Linked DNA regions of Homo sapiens: region 1 is linked to region 2. A link is an interaction called in ENCODE POLR2A ChIA-PET data of the cell type or tissue named here. Cell type or tissue: OCI-LY7. All regions are shown on one strand. Each heading gives the region's core, and the rest is flanking DNA. Links, peaks and the distances in the headings are about the cores only. Region 1 overlaps NOP53-AS1 (NOP53 antisense RNA 1). Region 2 overlaps HSD17B14 (hydroxysteroid 17-beta dehydrogenase 14).

What was found. ChIA-PET counts read pairs that join two places held together with the same protein. Peaks named below come from ENCODE experiments on the same cell type or tissue, not always from the same donor. Only the 100,000 strongest peaks of a DNase experiment are listed, where the experiment ranks them.
Region 1: POLR2A ChIA-PET joins it to region 2 with 6 read pairs; 1 of 35 experiments calls an interaction of 5 or more read pairs at or near these places.

The regions. Positions count from the first base shown.
Region 1 is chr19:47,764,253-47,767,154 of GRCh38, forward strand. NOP53-AS1 (NOP53 antisense RNA 1) reads right to left here. Exons shown (of 3, transcript NR_132382.1): 2 at 2,489-2,567. Among named protein-coding and RNA genes, the nearest start is that of NOP53-AS1, 3.1 kb to the right of the region's middle. RefSeq lists a silencer at 1,900-2,194. In OCI-LY7, for the core only: CTCF peaks have their summits at 1,800 (motif pointing right) and 2,004; a DNase peak (open chromatin) is centred at 1,829.
Region 2 is chr19:48,814,655-48,817,556 of GRCh38, forward strand. HSD17B14 (hydroxysteroid 17-beta dehydrogenase 14) reads right to left here. Exons shown (of 9, transcript NM_016246.3): 6 at 383-487. Among named protein-coding and RNA genes, the nearest start is that of BCAT2, 5.1 kb to the left of the region's middle. In OCI-LY7, for the core only: no CTCF peak of the experiment used is centred there; a DNase peak (open chromatin) is centred at 1,447.

The DNA of each region.
Region 1 (2,902 bases), core at 271-2,770, 1.1 Mb before region 2:
GGCAGGAGTGATCCCGGAATTGCAGCTGGACCTGGCGTCCTTGAACCGAGCAGTTCCAGCAGCGGAACTGGAGACAGCAGTGCCCCTGCTGGGTCAGTTCAGTGCTGTCCTGGGTGTCATTTCTGAGGGCTTGGCCTAGAGCTGCTGCTTCCGCTTCCCATGATTTTTTTTTTTTTTGAGACGGAGTCTTGCTCTGTCACCCAGGCTGGAGTGCAGTGGCGTGATCTCAGCTCACTGCAAGCTCTGCTTCCCTGGTTCACGCCATTCTGCCTCAGCCTCCCGAGTAGCTGGGACCACAGGCGCCCGCCACCGTGCCCGGCTAATTTTTTCAATTTTTTTTAGTAGAGACAGGGTTTTACTGTGTTAGCCAGGATGGTCTCGATTTCCTGACCTCGTGATCCGCCCGCCTCGGCCTCCCAAAATGCTGGGATTACAGGTGTGAGCCACCGCGCCCGGCCAGCTTCCCATGATTTTGTAAGCACTCAATTCCCTGTAAGATACCTGGAGTGGTTTCTATTTAGGTGCTAGAGACAATCATGCATTACAGTTTTTTTTTTTTTTTTTTTTTTTTTTTTTTTTGGAGACAGGGTCTTGCTCTGTTGCCCAGGCTGGAGTGCAGTGGTGCGATCATGGTTCACTGCAAGCTCCACCTCCCCAGGCTCTGGTGATCCCCCCACCTCAGCCCCCCAAGTAGCTGGGACCACAGGTGCATGCCATTATGCCTGGCTAATTTTTGTTATTTTAGTGGAGATGGGGTCTCCCCATGTTGCCCAGGCTGGTCTCAAACTCCTAGACTCAAGTGATCCTCTTGCCTCAGCCTCCCAAGGACCGAATTAAAGGCATGAGCCATCTTGCTCAGACTCCTGTCTCTATTTTTTTTTTTTTTTTAAAAAAAGGCTGGGCGTGGTGGCTCACGCTCACGCCTGTAATCCCAGCACTTTGGGAGGCTGAGGGGGGTGGATCACTTGAGGTCAGAGGACTCCTGGCCAACATGGTGAAACCCTGCCTCTATTAAAAATACAAAAATTAGCTGGACGTGGTGGTGGGCGCCCGTAATCCCAGCTGCTCAGGAGGCTGAGGCAGGAGAATCACTTGAACGCGGGAGGCAGAGGTTGCAGTGAGCTGAGATCCCACCACTGCACTCCAGCCTGGGGGACAGAGCGAGACTCTGTCTCAAAAAAGAAAAAAGAAAAAAAAAAATCCATGTTAATGGGTAGACACAACTCAAGTGAGAGTAGGTTTTGGGGCAGAGAAATTCAGATGAGGCTTTGGCTGGATTAGGCCTGAGCTTCCCGTTTGGCTTGTGAACGGCGATGTTGCTGAGCTGGCGGACACAGGAACCAGAGCTCTGGGGACCTGGCAGGGAGAGATGTGTGGTCAGCGTGTGGGTTTGTGGCATTTGAGGCAGTGGGACTGGGTAGGAGTTGCACGTAGACCAAAGGTGACAGGTGAAAGGCAGGGAGGTCTGGGGGAAGGAGAAAAAGGTGGGGGGTGGGGACCAGCACAGGGCACTGAGCAGAGGTGGCGGGGAGGGTGTGGGAGAGAATCGGGGCTGCGGATGAGCTACTCCCCAGCCTGCCCACACAAGGCTGGAAGGCACCCTAGGAGGGTCAGCCAGGAGGCCGGGGCAGGGTATCCATTGCTGAGAACTGCCCGGGGAGGGGGTGTTCAGGGCTGGGAGCAACCTCATAGCACCACCATGGTCCTGCGTGATCAATAATGCCCCCACTCCCTGATCCTGTGTGACCATCAAATGCAGGGCCGCCCAAGTTCAAGGAGAATCTGGACGTGGGAGACAGTGGCCGCCAGGAGGCGCCTTGAGCCTGTGCCAGGAACCAGACAGTCTGGGAGGTCCCAAGCGGCCCTAGCTCTCCTGTCACTCCTGCTCAGGATCCCTCAAGGGGTCACACTGCAGCAGGCAGGGTGACAGCTAGACCCTGGGAGGGCCAGCGGGTTAGTGCTGCTTTCTGAATGGGCAGGAGCAGGTCCATGGAGACCGCTTCCTAGGTCTGTCCAGGGGGCCTTCTGGAGGTCTAGGGGCTGTGGCTTGGGGGTCAGTTGGTGAGACTTGAGTGGCTCACACTGGTTACAAAGGCCTCCACACTGGCCCTGACCGGGACTGCGGCCCACTGGAGTTGGGGAGCGGGAGCCAGCAGGGGTTCCTGACCTGGAGAGTGGGAGACGGGGGGTTTAAGGTAGAGGGTGAGCAGGAGGGAAGGGTGTGGATTCTGGCAGTGGGCCTGGAGGCGGACAGGGGTCCCTGGCCATTAGGGCCATGTGTCTGCCATGGTGGGGGCAGGGCGAGAAGTTGCTGAGACAGATCTGTCAAACCCTTGCCGCTTTTCAGTGAGCAAGGGTGTCAGGCTTCACCCCTAACAACCACCCACCTGTCTTTTCTCCCATTGCCAGTCTGGGACCTTACCTAGAACCCCTAGGGGCTGAAGGAATGTTTCCCCCTCCAGGGACAGAATTTCAGGGTGTCACATACCCAAAGCTGTGGTGGTCTAGGATTCCACATAGAGGTTCTGGGCTTCCAGTCCTGTGAGTCACCAGAGGTAGTAGGGAACCTAAGGAAGGAGAGACGAGAGATAGAGGGAGACAGACTCAGGGAGATGACGTCAGAACATCTGGATCCAGCTGTGCCTGAAGCCCTCCCTTAGGCTTTTCCATTACACGAGCGAAGTGCTTAAGCCAGTCACAACTCGGCTTCAGACACTTATGAGCAGAACTTACCTGAAACATGCCCTGATGTCCCCTCCCCCATCTCAGCTGCTTTCCCCAGGCTTCGCTTCTGCCCCTGTCACTGGCGGGAGTCCATCCAAACCTTGAGTCTGGCGTTCAAGTCTGGCCGCCTCACCCCTCCTCTTGTTGGCACATCAGCCTTGGGCCCCTCTCCCTGGCC
Region 2 (2,902 bases), core at 295-2,794:
CATGGTGAAACCCCGTCTCTACTAAAAAATACAAAAAAAATTAGCTGGGTGCGGTGGCATGCGCCTGTAGTCCCAGCTACTCGGGAGGCTGAGTCAGGAGAATCCCTTGAACCCAGGAGGCAGAGGTTGCAGCTGAGATTGCACCACTGAACTCCAGCCTGGTGACAGAGCGAGACTCCATCTTTAAAAAAAAAAAAAGAAAAGAAAAGAAAAAACAGAAATCTGTCACAGGCAGTTATGCCTGGGTGCTGCATCTGGGAGTTAGGTGTGAGACTTTCTAGGGCCAAGATCTTGCTAGGTCTGGCTCCTAAGTTGTCTGGACTCAAAGCCAAGGCCCATGGGAAGGAGTAGGGAGGGAAGGAAGGGGTAGGGGCTGCCATACCTTGGTGGCCACATAGGGAACTGCCTGGGCCTGGCCGATTGCCCCCACCAGGCTGGAGATGTTGATGACATTCCCTTGACTCTTCCGCAGGTAGGGGAGGGCGAGCTAGGGAGACAAGAGGCCAAGTAAGCTACACAAGCCCTGCATCTTCGCAGACCACTGAAACACAGCCACAGCCATCCTGATGTCTGGGATGACGGCCACCTCCCTGGCATGTTTCTAGTTGATCTCAGTGACTGCTAGAGACGGCATCTAACATAACACCCTCTCTGGTTTGCCCTGGGGTCGCTGGGTCTCAGCACTCAAGGAGTCTCTCCTTGGTGGGAAGGGATTTCTCTCTCTTCTCCTCGGTCTCTGACTCTGTCTTTGTCTCTACCTCTGTCCCTTCTCCCTTGGTCTTTGTATGTTACTCAAATTCCTGTCCATATCAAGACAGGAAAATGGATGAGAGATCCAGAAGGCTGCATATTTTTCAAAAATGGGATGAAGTTATTTTCCGGTGAAGTCTCTGTGGCCCAGGCTGGACTGCAGTGGCACGATCATAGCTCACTGCAGCCTCGAACTCCTGGGCTCAAGCAATCCTCCCCGCTCGGCCTCCCAAAGTGTTGGGATTACAGGCACGAGGCATCACACCCAGCCAGGAAGTTCTTTTATCCATGGAGGGGGAGATGGTTTCTATGAGGCCTTCATGAAAGGCACTCTAGACCAGGCACAGTGTCTCACACCTGTAATCCCAGCACTTTGGGAGGCTGAGGTGGGTGGATCATCTGAGGTCAGAATTTTGAGACCAGCCTGGCCAACATGATGAAACCCCATCTCTACTAAAAATACAAAATTAGCCAGGCATGGTGGTGCATTCCTGTAATCTCAGCTACTTGGGAGGCTGAGGCAGGAGAACTACTTGAACCCGGGAGGTGGAGGTTGCAGTGAGCCAAGATTGCGCTACTGCACTCGAGCCTGGGCAACAGAGCAAGACTCCGTTTCAGAAAAAAAAAAAAAAAAAAAAAGAAATGCACTGTTTCCTGCCACCGTTTCTCCTGCAATTCAACTCCCTGGCCACCTGGGAAGTCCCTAAATACTCTCTCTGTGTGTGTGCGTGTGTGTTCGTTGACTACACATGACCTTGGATAAACTCAAATTCTATCTTTGATCTCGCTTGCCTTAGAAAGCTGAGCTGGCCAGGCAAGGCCTGTCCCTGCCACTTAAGACTAATTGGTACAAGGCAGCACCCCTAGCAGGCTCTCCGAGTGGGAATCTAAATGAGCTCCCTGCCCGGTTCCCCCCACCAACTCTTTCAAGCCATTTCTGCTCCCCTCCCAAACGACCTCCACCCTTTTCCGTGCTGTATCTTCGACACACCCTGCGTGTTCAAACCTCAGGGCCTTTGAACTTGCTGTTCCCTCTGCCTGGAGTGCCTTTTCCTAAGAGAGCCACATGACCCACTCTTAGGGTGGCCAGCCATCCCAGTTTGCCCAGGACTGAAGGGTTTTTGGGGACATGGTATTTTCAGTCCACAGTGTCAATGCTAAACGGGGACTTTCCTGGGTAAACACTCCCTCAGCTCCCTCAAACCCTGATCCGAGGTCACCTCCTCAGTGAGGTCTTCCCTGGCTATACTGTTTAAAGCTGCAAGCCAGGATCACTAGCTCACACCTGTAATCCTTGCACTTTGGGAAGCCGAGGAGGGAGGATTGCTTGAACCCAGGTGTTTGAGGCCAGCATGGGCAGCTTAGCAAGACCCTTTTTCTTTCTTTCTTTCTTTCTTTCTTTCTTTCTTTCTTTCTTTCTTTTCTTTCTCTCTCTCTCTCTCTTTCTTTCAGATAGGGTATCACTCTGTTGTCTAGGCTGGAATGCAGTGGTGCAATCTCAGCTCATTGCAACCTCCACTTCCCAGGTTCAAGCAATTCTCCTGCCTCGGCTTCCCGAGTAGCTGGGACTACAGGCATGTGCCCCCACACCAGGATAATTTTTTTTTTTTTTTTTTTTTTTTAGTGGAGACAGGGTTTCACTATATTAGCCAGGCTGGTCTCGAACTCCTGATCTCACATGATCTGCCTGGCTCGGCCTCCCAAAGTGCTGGGATTCCAGGCTTGAGCCACTGTGCCTGGCCTGTCTTTATTTTTTTTAACAACAAAAAAATATTTTTTGTTTTATTTTTTGAGACAGAGTCTCACTCTGTTGCCCAGGCTGGAGTGCAGTGATGTCATCTTGGCTCACTGCAACCTCCTCCCCCCAGGTTCAAGCCCTTCTCCTGCCTCAGTCTCCTGAGTAGCTGGGACTACAGGCATGTGTCACCATGCCTGGCTAATTTTTGTATTTTTTAGTAGAGATGGGGTTTCACCATGTTAGCCAGGCTGGTCTTGAACTCCTGAGGTCAAGTAATCTGCCTGCTTCGGCCTCCCAAAGTGCTGGGATTACAGGCGTCAGCCACCACGCCTGGCCCCAAAAAATAAAATAATAAAATAAAACTGCAGTTCCCACACCCCTGGGTCCCCTTCCCTCTTTCAGATGTCTTTTCTC